Regions from separate parts of the Mus musculus genome. Here regions 1, 2 and 4 are each linked to region 3. The links are chromatin loops, found by intact Hi-C in ENCODE. Cell type or tissue: left cerebral cortex. All regions are shown on one strand.

Evidence for each region. Hi-C counts contacts between places; a loop is a spot of excess contacts. Peaks named below come from ENCODE experiments on the same cell type or tissue, not always from the same donor. Only the 100,000 strongest peaks of a DNase experiment are listed, where the experiment ranks them.
Region 1: it touches region 3 in a loop (2.4-fold over the local background); 2 of 42 quality-filtered maps call a loop at or near these places.
Region 2: it touches region 3 in a loop (2.1-fold over the local background); 3 of 42 quality-filtered maps call a loop at or near these places.
Region 4: a loop joins it to region 3, with 3 times the contacts of the local background. A loop is called at or near these places in 4 of 42 quality-filtered maps.

What each region holds. Positions count from the first base shown.
Region 1 is chr3:148,858,396-148,863,395 of GRCm38, forward strand. It overlaps Adgrl2 (adhesion G protein-coupled receptor L2), which reads right to left. Exons shown (of 24, transcript NM_001081298.1): 4 at 2,032-2,043; 5 at 338-1,138. Among named protein-coding and RNA genes, the nearest start is that of Adgrl2, 94 kb to the right of the region's middle. In left cerebral cortex, no CTCF peak of the experiment used is centred here; DNase peaks (open chromatin) are centred at 2,366, 3,328, 3,681 and 4,498; H3K4me3 peaks cover 716 bases; H3K27ac peaks cover 622 bases.
Region 2 is chr3:149,376,861-149,381,860 of GRCm38, forward strand. All of the region lies in intron 1 of Gm30382 (a long non-coding RNA gene), which reads right to left. Among named protein-coding and RNA genes, the nearest start is that of Gm26468, 38 kb to the left of the region's middle. In left cerebral cortex, no CTCF peak of the experiment used is centred here; DNase peaks (open chromatin) are centred at 3,065, 3,439 and 4,363; H3K4me3 peaks cover 591 bases; H3K27ac peaks cover 256 bases.
Region 3 is chr3:149,443,151-149,448,150 of GRCm38, forward strand. It overlaps Gm30382 (a long non-coding RNA gene), which reads right to left and starts at 2,449. Exons shown (of 3, transcript XR_001784032.1): 1 at 1,952-2,449. A630039O03Rik (a long non-coding RNA gene) reads left to right here. Exons shown (of 6, transcript XR_376220.3): 1 at 1-1,970. In left cerebral cortex, a CTCF peak has its summit at 2,363; DNase peaks (open chromatin) are centred at 387, 1,526, 2,075 and 2,311; H3K4me3 peaks cover 2,655 bases; H3K27ac peaks cover 1,416 bases.
Region 4 is chr3:148,840,519-148,845,518 of GRCm38, forward strand. All of the region lies in intron 10 of Adgrl2 (adhesion G protein-coupled receptor L2), which reads right to left. Among named protein-coding and RNA genes, the nearest start is that of Adgrl2, 110 kb to the right of the region's middle. In left cerebral cortex, no CTCF peak of the experiment used is centred here; a DNase peak (open chromatin) is centred at 2,190.

The DNA of each region.
Region 1 (5,000 bases), 580 kb before region 3:
CACTGGTGCCAAGCTGTTAAAGGTCTGAGTCCACACTAGAATGAACTCAGAATACTGGTAAGAAAGCAAAGCATTAACAGGGCTGTAGCCGTTCTGTATGCTTCACAGTGAACCTAAACTGAGTAATGCTATCATTGCTTGGAGCACGCCAACCTGTAACTGAAAAGAAAAACAAAATGGAGTAAAAGAAAACTGTACCAGACAGGGCTGCAAGATATCAGACCATCTTTTGTGATTTAACCAAGAGAAGAAGACAAACTATTGGGAAAAATTCTAAAATCCTTTGAAAGTAAGCCATTCAGTTAATTCATAAAGAACTAACAGCAAGTATTCTTACCTTGGGCAGGGTCAGGAGGACCAAACTCCAGGGAATACCGTAAAATGAAGTTATTGTTCCATACGTAGAGTTGGTTGTCTCTTGGATTATAATCCACTGCAGCAATATACTGGTACTGGTTGGGAAAAGGAACGTCCACGTACTCGCCCCGGCTTAGTCGCGTGTTGTAGATGTAGTCAATGGTGTTCTTGCCTGCTTCGCTTTCATTGTCTTGGTACACTGACCTGACCACATAGAGAACCCCACATATCATGAAAGCATTGGACGCCGCACGCTTGTCATACGCTGTCTCCCAGGTTGCCTCGAATCGAAGAGTGTAAGGGTTGAGCTGGCTGATCACGATCATTCCATTGTTCTGCTCCGTGGCATAAATGACCCATAAGCCGTTCTCATCCACTGCGAGGTCAATGTCTGTCTTCCCACCCCATCTGTAGGGTGACGTATCGTGGTAGTTGGCATAGTTGATGATAGCCTCGCCGCTCTTGATTCTAGTCCTCAAGTCAAACTTAACAATGTTTCTGGTTCTTTCCTTGTTAAAGAAGACGGCTCCATCATACACCACAAATCCAGTACCGTCTACTCGGTTTGGAAGTTTGTATGTTGTTGTCTGGCGGCTGTTTTGAAAATCTTCTAAAGAGGCATATTCTATTAACGTATCGGTGCGGTAGGGAGTCCAGGGCATAAAATAAATTTTATCTGCAGCCTGAAGGGGGTCCTTGCACCAAGCCCCTGACTTCTGCTCAGCTTCATATATACATGGTGAGTCCACAATTGCTTTCAAGGTTCCAGGACACACAAAGACTAACATCACAGAAAAAAAAGACAAGAAGCGAATACAGTTAAAAAAAAAAGACACAAGTCATCGCATTTACTCACAAATCAAAAGAGGAAAGTCCATTTTACCCAGCATTCAATCTTTTAAAATTTATACTTTATACACACTAGCCTTGTTTTCCAAAGATGTCCTAGTCAAGACACCAGCAAACATAGTGGCTGGCCTTTATTTTCACAAACACAAACCTATGTATAGAATGGCTCACAGCTAAGATAAAATTTAGATTTCTGAATTGTGTTTTTATCTAATAATTTGGGAATAAATGCATCAAAATTTGGAGCCTGTGCTCATGAGTGGATGAGTATTTTGTTTTAATCCAAACATTGACTTCTAAACCTAGCCCACCTTCACCACCTCCCACGGAACAGAGCTGACAAGGCAGAGAACTCAAGGCAAAGACTTATTTTGACCGTTCTAGAGAAGTTACAGGTGTTTCAGGTTGGAGACTATCAATTTGAGGAGAATGCAACCAGGAGCCGAGAGAAACCAACACAGGGGATGCGTGATGAGATGAGCAGGAGCCCCTGTAAGCATGGCATGCTACGGAGAGGGTTCTGGAAGCCAGGCAAGAGGACACTTCGATAACAAGAAAATATCCAAGGGCGTCAGAGAAAGAGACAGAGGGTAGAAAAGAAACAGAGAGGGCAGCTCCCCTTCGCCGACTTCAGAATTTTACCCCAATCGCCAGATTTAGCGGCCATACAATTTCATTGAGAACAGCTGACGCCTACATGAAGTACATTATGAGGTCCTGCCGATCATTGTAATACAGGAGTGTTGCGGTGGGAGGGAGGGGAGGAGGGTCACATCCATAAGGCACATAACAGGGAGCTGGGGTGAGACTGTAGACATTATTTACCTTTTTGCTCCACTTCTATTTTAAGCATCGGAAGAAAAATAAAAAAAAAAGTGCAAGGGAAAAAAAGAAAAAAAAGATTAAAAATAAATTGACTATTAGTCTAAGATTGAATTCGTAATAGATGCTAAATATAGGAAGAATAGGGGTTGTTGTACTACTTTGGATAAAGAGAAACACAGGAGGACCTAGCAGGAGAGAGATTCTAAAGTTACATGGAAGAACACGGATCAATCATTTTAGTAGATTAAGGAGGCAATACAAAGACGTTGGCATGCTGTTTCACTTAGTGTGCCTGAATAAGTCATGAAACGCCTCACTAATGCAAGCTACATGTACTCGGGGCTTGCCAAAGTCACCCTGCATTCTGACCCGGCTCTCCTTTATATACGTACACTATTGACATAATAAAAGCATGCACAGGTGTGTCATCTCCATTGAGCTTAATTATCAAACTGACTCTCATTATATATGCATGGAAGGAAAATACATCTGTAAGGTTCACAACTTGGCTTTGGAGTTTAAGTCAAATTTAATAAATTTTGAGATGGCTCCATTACCACCCAGACATATTTAGATGAGTAAAAAAAAAAAAAAAAAAAAAAAACCTACACAGCCATGCATCTCAGTATATTTCAATTCTTTTCTATTATTTCCTATCTAGAAAAATGTCTTAATCATTTAACAAAATGCTCCCTTTCCAAGGAGTATATCAATCTCCCCTCGCCCAATAGATTTTGTAATGGTAAATAACACCCGTTAAATATTAGCAAATCTACTTAAGATTACATATAATTCAAACTACAAATTCTAATTAATTTTCTATATTACATATACTATATATTATCAAATTTGCAATATTAAGTCTATTAAAAAAAGTAAGCAAAATACATACAAGGGAAAAGCAAGCGCAGGTGGCAGGAAGAAAAAGGAAGAAAGAATTATGGTTAGCTTCTTATAACATTTTTCTACCATCATTTATTAACATAGAAAGCAAGCTAGCATGCAACAACCATCATACCCAGCATTCACGGCAAGTACCTCGATCCACAGACCCCAAGAAAGAGAAAGGCTTTCACGGGGCAGATCTGGCCAGAGCAGGACACGGAGGTGAGGGCGAGGGCGAGGGGAAGCCCTAAGTGGTTACCAAGGTGAATGGCACACTAGGGAAAGTGCCAAGAAAATTCTCATCAGCAGGGTCTCCAACAAGAAGGGCCACGCTATGCAAGGGCTTTGGAGTATACTGCCTGTGTGCTACGAAATAACTCCACTGGGTTCCGTCCTCTTCCCTCGCAAAAGGCGACACTGTGTGACTACCGATTACCCAGAGTGCACTCTCACGTTTTATTACAATCTCAGCTTGATTACATTTTTTTAAAAAAGAATTATAAGTATTCATCAAGATAAAACAGGGATCCTCCGGAACTCCTTTGAGAGAAACATCACACAAATATTTTTTTAAAAAATATATATATTTTTTGCCATGGCAACAGCATATAATTTCTAAATTAAGCCACAACCTACAGTCTATTTAAGCACTTCCAGGAAAACACAGTGGCTCTGATCTGTGTGATTCTGACTGCAGGAGGGAAACACGTGGGGCTCAGGAGCGTTTTGGAAGCAAGGCTTGTTTATGGAGCACTCGGTCCTAACACCACTCCTCCATAAGGAGCTCATTGTACCTGCTCAGAATCAATAACAGACAGGCGTGGTGGACGAAGGGGACAAGAGAGGTTGTTAGTGTCCAGGCTGCTCACTCAGACTGAATTTATAGACAGCTGTATTGTTCCTTAAGGAAACAACGACTTTACCCACATAAAGCAATTACGTATAAAGGGTGCGAATCACGCTTCGAACGATGCTGACTTACAGACAACAGAATTTTAAGTGCAATTAAAACAAGTGAAAGAATTGTCCATAGCATCATCCATTCACTAAAGATTACTGCATTATTTTTATCTGATGCAGTAAAAGCATAGAGCAGTCACTGAGCAAAACCTAAAACAGAAATGTTTTCACTTCTTTATGACTCAGGTCATACGGTGATAAGGAAGGGAGGATGGGTAGGCATCAACATTATGCAATTTAGAATCTAAATCAAAACTGAGAGAGTACATCCAAAAGTCATTTTAAAAAAACTAAGTAAAACCTTTGATGATTGATGAATGGATTTTCAAAAAAGGAAAAATTTCCATATAAAGATTTTTGTAAAATCAAAAAGTATAGAAATCTGTCAGAGCAGCCAAAATTCTATGTACCAGATGACTATAAAAATACAATAAAATTAACAATAATCTGCAGTCACAATCACATGCCAAATATATCCAACTTGTCCTAGGAGGTTATATAAATTTACAAGGATATATTTAATCCTCTGTGGACCAGAGAGACAAGTATACACACACCAACATTAGCAGAGGACTCTGGGGATGCACAAGACAGAAACTGACTCACACTGACTATAGCCTACATACTCTGCATCTGAAGTGACACACTATTTCATGTGAAATAATCTCATGTTTATTCAACGAATAATTTAGTTCATCAACATAAATGCAATTGTCTTATCAAATGAACTGGTAGGTAACACCAGGATAAAATTCTTACATACTGTGACAGCTTAAAATAAGTAGGCACAAGACTGCAAAGCCACCAAGACCTGCTTTAAAGCATGTGGAACTTCAGTCTGGCCAATCTCATTTTTCCTGGTAGGTCACTATGACTTCTGAAATATACACTAACTTGCTGCAGTGCCAATGTCCTGTACACAACGGAGAATGCCTTGCGTGTGTGTGTGGTTTTGCTGCAGTGCTATCTGGGGGACGTAACGGGGCACACAGAAAGCAAACGGAGGAGTGGCGTTTCTAATGTTCTCTGCTGAGTACAGTTATTGCTGTGTTTTCTAAGGTCATGGAAAGCCACTGAAATCATTTAGGACAGGATGGAGTAGTTTGGAATATGTGAGGTTCCTG
Region 2 (5,000 bases), 66 kb before region 3:
CCATTGTGATAGTTGCGATTCAGATGAAAACACTGATGTTTTAAAATCAAGGAACAAGGTATTTGTTATCCACTAATGAAGCTCTTTCCCGTACCCCATTCCTGTCACTAATGTGGAGATCATGGGATCAGTTACAGTCATCCAATTTTTCACTTTCCCCATTTCACTGTTTATTTAACGTAAGATGTTCTGTTCTTGCCTGGAACAGAATCTTTGACTGTAATGAGGTTTTGATCAAAGGATTTCCTAGGTTATTCTTTGATTACCCCACAACTCCAGGTCTCTATAACTTTCAATCAATATTAAAATAAGTGTAAAAGTTAAATTTTTAAAAATCAAATGCCCTAACACCTGTGGTCCCGACACTAAAGAGGGAGAAACAAGGGCAAAAACGTAGCTGTGAGAACAACCTGGTCTATATAGTGAGTTCTAGGCTGACCAGGGCTTATAGAAAGGTCTGTCTCAGAAACATTCAGAAAAATGAAAACAAAATAGACATCACCATGAAGATGAACATAGCTGATTTTTAACCCAGACAAAGGTGGGCTACTGGACCTCACAATGTGGAATAATGGGTTAGCTTGTAAGAGCACCCCCAGTGGACTGTAATCCCACCACTAATGCACACTCAGGCTGTTATCTTAAACTTAAATAACAGGATTTATTTAGTCTCAATAACAAGATAGTGAAAACTCCTGCATGTTCAATCTCAATGTTTTATAAGCATTCTTAGGAAAGAGGAAATCTGCATTGTAGTGTAGGTTGGTGTGATTAGTCCAAGAGTGGAGGGATTCCTAGATGTTGATGGACAGCAGCAAGTACCAGAATATGATCAGTAAAGACATGCCATGCCATGTTGAAGCTTATTTAGAACATTGACATGTAGAAGGCTTCAGTAAGGCTTCCTATTGGATAAAAAAATCTACATTGCTATTTTATGCCAATAATTAGTGAGACATTGGAACACACGAGAACATGTAAGCCACTTTGGATATAACAGCCATGATCATTAAATATTGAGACCTAGCTCAACATTGCTAGCCTAGGAGAAATAAGTAAGGGATTTTGAGTTTGAGATAAAGGACGATGAGGGGTAACAGAGTGGAGGTTTAAGAAAGCACTACAATAGTTGGTTTACATTCTCAGGTTGCAAGTCCAACATTGGAGTGAAGTAAGAAAGAATTCACCACAACCAGAAGGAGCTTATCCGCTGGAAAGAAAGCATGTTGTCTATTCACAGAGAAGAGCAAGCTGGAGTACTGGAAGGAAATAATAAGTTCATATCTAAAGGGGCTAGAAGAGATATTAAAGCTTTCTATAGTCGTCATTCATGACCTAAAGTGAACAGAGGAACAATCCCTGACTGTGTCTTTAAGCCAACAATCAGGAGTGTGCATGCATGTGTACACAGGTGTGCATACATGTGAGTGTGGGCATACAGTTGTGGCACAGTGCACACGCGGAGCATGAAGACAATTGTTGGCTTTCACTCATCACCGTCTACCTTATTTGAGAGTTGGTTTCCTTGTTGGCTGCTGCATATGCTGGGCTAGCTGCCCTGTGTGAATCCAGAGTTCCGGAGACTCTCCTCACTCTGACTTACAACTTTTCATGGAGCATTGGAGTTAGATATGTGGGGCGTCCAAACTCAGGTCTTTCACACTTCTATGGTGAGAAGATGGCTCTCATAGCCCTCCTTCTAGTCCCCCCCACAGTGAGCTTGTTCTGGTTGGTGAAAACCTGTAATGAAATACAGATCCCCACTACGGTCGTTAATTTTAACTTATTGGAAGGTTTCAGATGGACCAGTGATGTGAAACCAAACATGATAAATACATATTAGGCAGAGTGTTACGTGAAATAAAAAATTATTGATGTGTCCTAAAATATAATTACATTTAATTTTAAGCTAAAAATAGAATTAAAAGAATAAGTCCCATTCATGATATCAATAAAATATTAGTAACTCAGGGATAAATTTAGAAACAAACTTCTGAAGGAGATATAAAGAAAATTACAAATGCTGATGCAGTCTTTATGTAACACATAAAGAATTAAAAAAGAAAACTTTCCAGAGATCTATAACTTACAGCAAAGTATTTGTACGAGACAAGTGGAATTAATTTATATTTCATGCATTCCCCACATGCATTTCCACGTTGTTAAAATAAAATAGGAGTTTTGAGGGAAATTTAAAACTCTTTTTCCTCTTAACATTTACTTAGGAAGAATAAGCAAGCAAGACTTTAAGGGTAAATTTGAAGCAAACATTGTCATCATTACCAAGAAACACACTGTAAAGTTAGACTATATAAATCTATGGTTTGTGAATAGAAACGGGAAGGTGAATGAAAAGGAGTAAGTAGTTCAAGAATAGGTGTTATTATTTATAAAAATGCCATGCATGATAAAGTAATCGTAAATCAATAAAACTAGAAGGAGGGAGAGGAGGAGGAGAAGAGGAGGAGGAGGAGGGAGAGAAGGAGGAGGAGGAAAAGGAGGAAGAGCAGGAAGAAGAGGAGGAGCAGGTGGCTGGAAACAGTTGGGTGACTGCTTAGAGGCTGGGAAAGCACCTGCGATCCCCACCTCACACAGATTCCAAAATCAGTTTCAGATGGGCTCGCCTGCTAAGGTGAACAACCCAGACCATAATTAAACAAAAGAAAGTCCAAGTTAAGCACAGGTTATTTTACAAAATAAGTACAAAGTCACAAATGTTTTAAAAAGCAAGTATAAACTGATAAATGTGGGAGTCTGGGAGATAGATGGCTTCTACCCAAGCCTGGGAGAGTTGAGTTTGGTTCCCTGGCACCCACATTAGAAAAAAAAAAAAAACAAAAGGCCAGGAATAAGAATGTCATCTGTGGCCACAGTGCTGAAAGGGAAAAGGAAGGAGAGAATTTTGGAGCAGGCTGGCCCTAACTGGTGAGCTCTGGGTTTAGTGAAAGCCAGCTCTAAGAAATAAGATTGACAGGGATAGAAGAAGACACCCATCTTTGACCAGGACCCTCAGCGTGCATGGGCGAGTGCACGGGCAAGCGCACAGGCAAAGCGCAGAATTGGATTTACAAAGATAAGATTGCTATATAAAACCGAATGCATCATTCTATATTTGATAAAAAGTTAGTAACGCTGCATTTTGCTACAAAGCCAATGCCACTAGTATAAGGCACCGGAAGGAAACAATCTGCGGAAGAGGAAGCAGGACTAGTAAACAAACATGGGAGAGCTTGCCCAGTTCGTTACTAGTCAATGAAATGCAAATTAAACTTACACTGGAAAAAAATTAGTTTGTAGTCTATGCTTCTTAAAACAACCCCCATCCCCAAACCCCTAAAGCTGGCACAGTCTGGGGAGATTTCTGCATTGTGGGAAGAATGTGCGGTTGCTTAAAAGAGGAACCAGCTATCAGCATCTGCTCCGCTCAACCCGTTCTCCAGTGCAGTTGCCCTGGGCACCGAGACTGCTCCCTGTGGAAAGGAGAACTTGTCCAACTGGTCCCCACCGAGGCAGGATCTTTTGTTCCTTTAGCACAGGGTGTATCCTCTCCCAGCTCAAGGAGGGGAAACTCAGAGGAGGAAGAGCTTGGATTATTATTATTATTTTAAATCCAATTGAAGGAGGAGCGCTAGCAAACAGCAAAGAGCAATGTTAACAGACACACAATACAGCATCCATTTTCAAGGGTCACACCAGAAAAAAACCAAAAAACCAAAAACCGAAAAAAACAAAAACTTAAATAAGGAAACAGAGTTATCTCCTAGCAGGAACTGTGGCATGATTTTAAGCTTTGCTACCGAGGGCGTCTTCTATATTATGTATTATTGGATAATAACTATCAATTAAAATTGGCTAAAAGATTAAAGAGCACTTTTCAAGCACTTAACACACATGTTTACTAAATACTGTGTGCGTGGCATTAAAGAACACACTTGAAATGGATTTTCTACTTTATTTGTCACAATGGAGTGGGTGTGATAACGAAGTCCTATTTTTTACATAAGAGGACATTTAGTGTCCCTGAGGTTAATCGAGTTGTAAATATCACCCTGCTAGTATACGGGGAACTACAATTTACAGAGGAGAGTAGGGGTTTTTATGATTAGAGAGAGAGAGAGTGTGTGTGTGTGTGTGTGTGTTTGTGTGCTGTGTATACGTTTTATGTTTTAAATTATTTATTTATTTGTAATTTTGTGCATATGGGTTGGGCTTGTGAGAACAGAGGATCTCTCAAAGCTGGAGTCACAGGCAGGACTGTGCCTCTATGCGGGTGTTGGGAGCTGAAATTTGCTTCTCTGTGGGAGCAGTAAGCACTCACAGCTGCTAAACCACCTCTCCACCACCAAGGCCTTGAAGCAAGGACAACAAGGGAAGCGCTCTTCAGACAAGCCTGTCGCACTTAGCCAGACAATCAGCCTGGCCAGCCCCTCTCACCATCTCTTGCCAAGGTGGTGTCATCCGTGCTGAAGTGAAAAGGTCTTCACTGCTAAACCTTTTCTGGAACAATCTTTCCCACCTTCTTCATTTGAGCCAGCAGGTCCCAGCTGTAAACGCTCTGCTGGTTTCTGATGCTGATAATAACCGAAGGAAGGAGAGGGTAGAGATGACCCTGGGAGGTATCCTGAAGGTGCCTTTGTCAGCACCTTAAATTTGATAGCAGGCAATGAGCCCAGCCCTCGGAAGGACTCCACAATGTTAGAGGTATCTTTAGTTCATGTGTGTGTTATTACAATTCCTCCCCCCCCCCCCAATACTTCCTTTATCCCAGTTTGGTCGTTTCGGATGATTATAAAAGTCATGTATTTATCATCCTGACCTCTGGCCTCTGCTATTAGCACTGCATATCCCGGGCCTTGCAGAGCTTTGAAGAGGATTCATTCTGCATGATTCTTGATGAAGTGTCTGGCCAAAGCTTCTCTTCTGTTGTGCAAGAACAAAGTGGGCCCCATGCCAAAAGGGAAGACATGGAAAGGAGAGAGTAATGAACAAAAGAACTTGGG
Region 3 (5,000 bases):
TTCTGAAAGGGCACCCTTTAGTTCACAGTAGTCTGAAGTTCGCCCAGCCAGGCTATCCTGTACACTCTCTATCTGTCTGAGTCTCCCTGTGGGGTTTGGGGCAATGAGTGGGACTCCCATCCAAATCCCTTTGGCTGTAGGAGAGTCTCCCTTGACCATAATCCTTTTCCCCCTGTAGTACTGAGGCTCATATGAAAAACTACAATGACAATGACTGCGCAGGACATATTCAAGAGCAGCCCCATGGCTCCCACAGATACTTTCAATCAGCCTTTCCTGGCAAGCCTCAGCTTACTGTACAGCTCAGTAAAAGAGTTTGAAAAGAAACTCTAATTGCTAGGTAAGCCATAAGTCAAATTCCTCTTTTCTCACCGTGAAGGGTTTTTATTACCCACGGCTGTAAATGCCAGCCCCCATCCTTGCAGAATAGCTTTCAGACCAGAGGACAAATAAAATGCTAAGAGGCAAAAGATATGTATCTGTTAAATTCTACATATAGCACCCTAACAAATGCCGGAGGCAGAGAGCTAGCCCTCTGTACAGTAGCAACACTTGTGCCGATGGGCTTCTTTATGCTAGCAATGACAGAGTTCCATGCCCTGCACTACTGGACTCAAAATTCAGAGTGCAATCTTTTCAGCACAGCATTCAGTACCAAAAGGAAAAAGGAAACACACAGTTCTGACACTGAGATATTTTATGTGGATAATAAATCCACCCCCCCAAACTCTACTAACTACAAGTATCTACCTAGAAGATAGAGTCTGAAATTTATGACATCAGAATGATTGGGTATACCAGAAAACATTTTTTCCCCTTCTTTTCAGGACTGTCAACTTTGTTTACTGTTTATGTTCAATTCTATCTCCTACAAGGGATTAAATATCCTTGTCAGAGCCATATGTCAAAATGCAAAATCATATTAACAAAGAGTATGTTCAAAGACAGATGACATTTATCTCCGTTGCAACTGGAATGTTCTAATTATATTTGTACTAATTCAAAAGATTTTTTTGAATTTGTAATTTCATGACATTTTGATGTGATTTAAAGTTAAAATGACTATGGAATGATTAAAATATTATTACAAGTCACTTCAAGGAAACACAGTTGAAGTATTACAAGCTAAGGGATTGCTTTCAGAAATAAGACGTATATTGTACAATCTATTAACCACTTCCACACATTTTTAAACCGAATATAACCATTTGACTATTGAAATCATTCTTAAATAACGATCTCCACTGTGCTATATACATGGCAGGGTTTAAAGAGCCCCTTTACAGTAAAGTTTTCTAAAATACGATTTAAATTTAAAAACAATACCTACCAGCACGTCTAACAACAGTAACGGAATCCAACTAATTGCAACACTTCTGCATAGCCTAGTAATTTGTGAATTGTGCAGAATAAATCTATTTGACAGGCCAGTTAGCAATAGAGCCTCTAGCATGCTGCCATGCCGCAGAATGAAGTAAGAGCTACCGTTTTCTCGCTGATGTCAAAAACATTTCAACAGTTAAATTTTTTTTTTCTTTTCCAGAGAAAATGCTGCAAGAAGGTTCCAGGTTCAGGCAAACAATACACAGCCACCTTCTCACGGTTGAATTTTACACTTGGCTGTAATTGGCAGAAGTTAAACCATCTAAAGAGGTTATTATTTTTTTAAGAGGGAAAACTTGATAGCCAATTGTATTTCTAGGTTAGAGAGTAGACACTCTAATCTTCCTTGCTTGGTAAAACTGAAGCTGGCTATGTGGAAAATAAACATCCAAATACCCCCGCACTTAAACAATTGCACCTACACCGTTAAGTAACAAAAGCCAGAGACACCTGGAATCACAGCATTTGCGCCCTGTGCCAGCAACAATGTAACGCATTCCAGTGACATTTGACAATGAGCAGACAGAAGAGGCATTACACGCGTCTTTAGAAGAATCAGGCTTCCTACCTTCAAGAGACAGATGGAGGTAAGTTCCTTTATAAGAAAAAGTTGTAAGCAAAACCAGGCAGCAGTTGAAGTCAATTGAGTCCTTTCTGCTACTGTATACATACAGCAGTTCTGCAATAAGGGGAGAGATAGAATGGGAGGAGCGGCTGTGAACGAGTGACCTCCTCAGGCTGAGTCCTCTCCGGGAACCACACACTGACAACCAGTTTCTGATTTGCATGGATTATCTCCACTTGACCAGATCCTCCGCAGATACATTTAAAAGGAGCTGGTACAATGGTTAAAATGATGAGAGAGAGAGAGAGAGAGAGAGAGAGAGAGAGAGAGAGAGAGAAACAGACACGAGATCGCAGAGCGTGGATAAGCTGGGGCGTGCAGAATTGTGTCTCAGAAGAGCTACAGCTCCCTCTTCATGCCACAGTTGTAAGATAAGAAATGTTGTCATTACGAGCTGGTTAATCATAGTGAGAAATAGAGCCAGCTTAGTCCGAATGACACCTGCTCTGATTTCTGTGGACATTTTATGAATCTTCTTATATTGTCAGTAGGATTTTAGAGAGTATAACAGAAATATTTTACTAGTATCCAGGTAAACAAATTTAGACAAAGTACCAGTTTTGAATAAGATTAGTGCTTTAATTTGAATGGAGTAGCTGACAAGGGAAGAACATAATTTGCTGAAAGAAATATTGATTTGAATGGGAACTGATCCCTGGCAACTTTTAACATTACTTGCATGTATTCCAATGCAAATAGAAAATGATAATCTAATATTTATGAATAATTGATTGTCTGAAAGAACTCAAATCTGCTGCTGAAAAGAGGTTGTTTCTTTAAATCTCTTTAAATAACTGTTTTCATATTAATTTTCTCCTATGCTACAGATGTATCTTTACATATATAGGTGTTATTCACTTCCCCATTTAGCATCTTCAGAGAGATTGTCTGGTTGGTTATAGATTCATGTTCTCCTTTGAAAGCTGAGAAAGGCAGGAGAGGGTATGATTCTAACTTTTACGAGCAACAGCCACTTGGCAATTCCACAGAAGATCTGGAGCGAAGCGGGGGGGATGTGTTTGAGTGAGTTAGTATGAAGCCTGCCTTGTCTCTGGCAAGAAGCAGCTGCAGAATGCCCAACCAGTCACACGATTAGGCTTCTCTATGGAAAATCGGTAAAACCAGCTGTTGAACCAAACTGGTCACAGTTATGAGGAAGCTGGTGTTGACATGATATGAGCCAAGTGACACAGGTTAGGTATCTTTCAGTGCTAATCTCTCAGCATAAACACACAAGCATTTACAGAGGGCAAGAGAGATCTCCCAGCATCTGCCCTGTTGCTGCTGTTGCTGATGCTGTTGCTGATACTGTTGCTGCTGCTGCTGCTCTGTCTCTCCTGTCAGGAAAGATACTCTGTGACTGACGAGATGGACACATGTGATACTTTAAAAGAAACTGTCAAGGAAATGATAAGGAATTTCCATGAGACTGTAGAAGATTAGGGATTTTGAAAGTGGGCAGACTCAGTGGAAGTAACATTGTTTAGGAGACCATTGCTCATAAGTACTGGGTGAAGACAACAGTTATTTTCTGACATTCTGTAGTCTGATTGTTATGTGAAGGAATGGCTCCTTCCACTGAGTTCCTTTTTCTTCTTTCTTTCTAAATATCATTTGACTACAACTTGTAGATAACTCTGACTGTAACATTATTGGGGTCTTAATACCTTCTTCAGGCTGCAAGCTCTTTGAGTCAAGAACTGTGTAGGTCATAAGCCCTTTAGGACACTTCTCCAGGTAGTCTGAAAGTTCTGTTTATCTAGTTTAGATATTTCACACAATTCTTTTGGTAGAAAATAGATTGAAATTACTGGCCAACTACACTAGTTATTCCTGTAATACCTAGAGTCAGAAATTATTTCTTCCTTATTTTTATGAAATAAAGTAAGGATAATATAGGTGACATGCCATGCACAGGATAGAAAGGCCAGTAGTAGTTGGGTCTGGTTGTGTGTTTTCATGAAACCATGATGTTACATGCCTCCTCCTTGTATTGGGAACATCTTCCTGAAGGTGTTTAGAATTTGAGTTGTAACCTTTTGGTCACCACTACTGACTTGGAAAATTACCAGTATTGTGAACATAGGCATGTTGCTTAATATTTGTAAAAATAGGGGTAACACAATGCCCTCTCTTATATCACTGGCAAAGGTAACAAAGATGAGGTACCTGGCAAACATCTACTCAAGCAGCAGAATCAGAATCTGTTGTTATAATTATTAGAAATCTCTTTCCATTGAGTCAACATGCCTGCCTCTGTGAAGTGTTAGTATGGTGCCCATTAGATGCAGAAAGCAGAGAGTTTCTTTGTTTGTCCTTGGCTCTTTTCTGTTCTTTGAGGGAGACTCATTCCTGGTCCCTGACAACCAGAAGGAATGGCATCTCTACCTTTTTATAACAGACAGAAATAGAAGCACGCTTCTCAGGAGAGCTGGAGAGTGCGTTGTGGCAGCAGAGCCAACCTTCTGCACAGGAATAGGAAATGGCTGGTGTGGTACAACGTGAAGGGCACCCAGAAGCTCTCTGGTCCAGAAATATCTCCCCATCTGTCCCCTCCTATTCCCTGAAATGCCACCATTAGGGGCTCGTTTCTGTGTTTTACTGGCTTTCCATTCTTTTTTTTTTTTTTTTAACTGCACACAGAGTTTGCACATTAACACATTTACACTTGAGTGATACGTGAGTTCACAGTAGTTTCACTCGTTCTATCTGAGATAGTTTCTCTAGCAGCTAGGTGAAGACCAGCATTCCAAGAAGCCAGACTTCAAGTCAGGCAAAGAGGAAACTTGCTTGGTGTGTGCAGTACTGTGGGACAAAAAAGTTGCTGTGTGCATGGAGCCATTGCTACATTTCTTATGATGTATATATTTTTATGTGTATGCATGGTGTTTGTTTGCACATGTATATGTGGGTACATGCATGTGTGATATGCACTTGCACAGGTGTGAGAGTGGATGTGCAAGTTGGACGACAACCTCAGGCAACATCCCCC
Region 4 (5,000 bases), 600 kb before region 3:
AGTTACACAGAGCACCCCAAGCCAACCTGACCAGATGAGACCCTGCCAACACAACCAAACAGCAAAATACTCAGCACACACGTGCATGTGGGCACACACACACCCTTGCACCTCTGATATATAGTTATTTCCTCCCTACATTGAATGGGGCTATCAATTCCTAATTATTTCTCTTAAAGAGCACATAAAACAAAATATACTTAATTTTCATGCAAATTGAAATGTGCCAGACTCGCATGTAATAATGAACTAATTTCATCTAAGTTATATTTGCTTTTTAGCTTAAAAATTACGCTCATAGAAAAGAAAACTAATCTGAAATTTCTACAAGCAGATTAATACTACACATGGTTACTGGTTTTAGAAGAAATGAAGCAATGGTTATGAGGTAATCAATCTAATCAAAATATGTTTGCATCAGCCACTAAGCAGTGAGACAGAGAACAGAAACATTTCGGGAAATTAAAACGGACTGAAAGAAACTACAGACCTTCAGTGGTTTCTGACCATTGATATACCAATTCATAGTTTTCTGCATACTTAATTTTAAATAAATTTTCCATCTCCTTTCAGAAAACAAGATACCTATGTGTACTGATCACTTAATAAGCTTCTTACTGAATAAATTGTTGCAAAAACAATCCTTAGTAAACTATGCAATATGGACACACTTTAAACATAAGAGCCTGAAGAAATCAGCAAGTGTAATTAATTAATATATTAGATAACAATAGTAAAACTCATTGAAATTTAAAAATTAAAGATTAGCAGAAAAAACTGGTATATTTCAACTTGCTAAAAAATAACTTTTCAAAATAAAAGGAATAAAAAACCACTGCCTGAGCCGAAGGGTTTCCTGTCAAGACTAATTAGGGTGCCTAATGCCCCCGGATGACCAAAACACACACACTTTAAGAAAGAGTGACAGTCACCAGTGTGCTTTATTTATCACCACCATAAGATGCTATGTGATAGTAATTAAAAACAAAACAAAACCAAAACCAAAGGAAACGGGGGGGGGGGGGCAAGGGAACACCAGCTCATTATTCACAGGAAGCATAATTAAGAAATAAGCTAGGACGTAAGGATGCCTTTTAGTTTTAGGAACTTCAACAATCTATAAGTGAGCTTAATTCTAATAAATATTCGAATAAGACCTTATGAGTACATGGAACTTCAAAAATTGATTTTAAAATTCATATGCATGGGACGTACACAAAGACAGCCAAGGAATTTCCACAAGGAGAGATGCTGAAAGATTCACAAGCCACTAGCCTCACAGAAAACAAAACAGAAACACACAAAAGCCAGGAGTATGAGACTTTACTCACACGCTGACTCGGTAGAGCCTTGATGGATGTCAGAGACAGGAAAGAGAGCATATGATGTGCTTATAAAAGTTCAGAGAGAACTGGTTTATCCGTATGGAAAAGGCCAGATTAGTTGCTTCTACCACAAAGAACAATGAAACAAACTTTAGAAAGACTAAAGCCAAGTGTAAAACAACAAAGCTTTAATCTTATCAATGTACAAAGTTATAAAGGATGGATGGGGTCCTTATGAAGTTCAAGTAGAGGAAGGTTTCTAAAGCAGGAAGCAAAGATAAGACTTCTTAGATATCAAAAACTTTAGCCCTATAGTTAAAGACTAATTAATTAATTAATTGTACCCTATTACTATGTAAAACAATACCTTTAACTTTGCTAATAAAGGAAAGGAACGGAGTATTTTTAAACTATATAATCCTCAACAAATTAGTGACCAGAACACATACAAAACTCAGAGAAATTGTGAAATGTTGAGAACAGCAAATTCACAGATAAGAAAATAAAACAGGCCAATGAAAGTAATACAAAGGGATGTTGCAAAACATCAGGGACACAGCAAATCAAAGAGGGAAGGGGATCGATCCAAACTGATCAACACCATCTATGCTAAAATTCGGTGTTAGCCTGTGACAGTGTAGTGTTTTAACTAATGAGCACAGAAATGGGAAAAATCAGAATAGAGAAAGACCTGGAAAGTATTTGGTAAAATGGATTGGCTTAGCATGTCCTTGAAAATGTTTCTTTAGGATACACGCATGTGTGTCCTTCATCACCTTAACCACCCAGGGAGCTTCTGCATTGCCTGTGTTTTAACTAACGTGAACAGAGTGCAGAATCACATGGGCTGAGTGGGCAGTGCACTGATGTCTATGTGGGTTGCTATGGCTACATGCCTTAGTCAACAGACAGTAGAAAACACAGGCACTTAAGTTTCAGGAGAGCGGTCTAAAGTCTCGCTCACCACTGCTTTTCGTCCTCCCTCACCTAAGGCCCTGGATGCGGTGAGATGCAGGTGAGCCTCTGAGGAGAATACTGACGGGGCCAGAGGACCCACCAAGTTCTAGGTGAGTCTAGACTCCAGGGAGAAGACAATGCAGAAGAGAATGTTTTAACAGACCCAAGCCCGGCCTCCTGTCTACACAGTAGGAAGGAAGAACTACCTTTGCTGTGGAAAATATTTTCACTTTTTCTTTCCAGCTATAATACAACTAAGTCTGATGTGACGGGGTAGAGGTATCCTTCTGGCTATTCTGAAAATAAAGGGATGGGAATCTTGTAATAGATGTTTCAGGCTTATACCTAAATTATCCAATTAATCTTAATGTCACAAAGAAAGGCAATGGAACACTAAGTATCCCACAGTGTTACGCAACAGGAGTTCCGGAGGGGAAAATATCACACTTGGCTTGATGAAGCCGATAGAAAACTAGTCTATCAAATGCAGGGGAATGATGAAGTCAGTCAATTCCAAAGGTGCAAACATCTATAAGGGCTAACCATCCTCCTCTTTCCTCTAATAAAACAATAAAATTTTTAACATGCACTCTTTGAATGGAAAGGAATTAAATATGGAATAGGAATATAGACAGACTATTCTATCCACCTTCAAATAAAGGATTACTACATCCACAAGAGGAAGTGGCACATGATTATCAGCCTGAGAACTTATTTTCTTAACGTTTATCTGTGATTGTCCTTTCCCTTAAAAAGGACACCGAGGATTTCACGTTCATGATAGGGCATTGTGACTTGCTATAAGATTATACAGTGGTGAGAAGTGTAAGCAAGATGGGATTAGGCAGACGGAAGATGCTGAAACCTTTCAAAATCATGTTAGAAAGTTCTGCTGGTCCCCAGAGAGCAAAAGCAAACGACAAGTCTCTCGCTGAAGTAAGCACTCTGTGCAGATTTCTGGCCAAAGACATACACTGAAGAAGACATAGAGAATCCTTCCTGCTTACGAGTCCAAACAACACAAACATTGCTGAAGTAGAGCAGAAGAGATGAAAGATCCTCTATAAAAGGATGAGCGAATGGGCCATAAACACGTGCAGAAATCCAAGTGAATGGTACTTTGTTACCTCTAAGATCGCAGCTGCTATACAAGGAGACCAGATCTCCATCAGAGTCACCCCCAAAATAAACACAGGTTGCTTAGTAGAAACGAAAAGCAAACCCACATGAGATACCAGTGCAATCTACTGATCACGGGCAAAATTAAAAAGCTCAAGTCTCGGAAAGCATGGCAAACTGATGGGACTCTCACTCAGTCTTCAGACACCAAATGGACATAAGGGTCACCCCGTGGTAACAGCTAGAAACCTGTGATGTGGACGGATACCCACAAGTGTGAGTGCTTTCTTAAAATGGCGCAACACTGAGCAGGAAGACTGAACTACAAGCGTCTGTCTGGATGGAGAGAGCTCAAAATTAGCTCAACATAAAAGAAGCATGATTCAAAGAGGGATGCGAGTCAAAGGCTAGGGGCCAAGCTCACTGGCAGGAAGCAGTGGGTTCCTGGGGCGGAGATGGGAGGGACTGCCTATTGAAGATAAAGATGTAGCCTAGGCTGATGAGTGGGTGGGGAGCGTTTGCTGAAGACTCCTGAGACCCATGCATTCAAGCAGACACCGCAACATAGAAAGTGGACCTCAAAGTTGATAGCAGATGCTGTCCTCAGACACTCACACTGCTCTGTGGCCTCATATGGCACATGCTTAATGCACACTAGGAACAGAAAACTAACTGCTAAGAAGAAAACCAACTTGTTTTAATCACTGAAGATATAGCCACCCTCTACATTTACATAAGCGCTTCAAAAACTATATAAGGGAATAGTAGGCTATTTTCATAGTATGTTTAAAGACAAGTTTTAGGAAAAACAAAGATTTCCTTGTGCTTAAAACAACACATTTTTAAAATAAAATGTTGATTATGAATTAGAAATTAAAAAAATATCTTCCATGCTGATAATACCAGGGTAATAAGTATAAAGAGAGAATAAATTCCAACTAGGGGTTAGTAATACAGTAAAATGTTACACTGTATCCCAAATGGATATTCACAACATCATTAAGCTTAAAACTTTAATAGGAAGAACAGTCCTTCCAAGCTCAGAAAGATGTATCAGGAAAATGATAATTTCCACACACTTATTCTGCAGAGTTTTCTAGAATTGAGACAAAAACAAAGAAAAAAACCAAAAACCCACAAAACTATGTGGACTAGAGACTAAAACATGGTCTATGGATGGGTATGCAAGAATTTAACACGGCTCTTCAAATGGTCATGCACAGCTGAAGTTAACAGAAAAATTTTAGATTTCTTTTTAAAATTAACTAAATTTGGGGAACAAATTGAAGTCACAAAATGTCATGCTATGTAAGTCCAGGGCATCCTCACTAAGAGGATGGGGTCTACCCTACTCTGTGCTTAGGGGACACCACTGGACACAATTGAGTGGTGTTAAATGTGCATTAATCTGAAGAATGGTAGCAGCTCAGAAACTGTCTGGAGATAACGAAAGTTTGGAAGTTTTATTGATTTTTTTATTATGACTAAACTGTGTGAATACTTTTTGGGGGAGGTTGATTCTTTTAGAGACAGGGTCTCTCTGTGTAACAAGCCCTGGCTGGCCTGGACTCTCTTTGTAGTCCTGTCTCTGCCTCACAA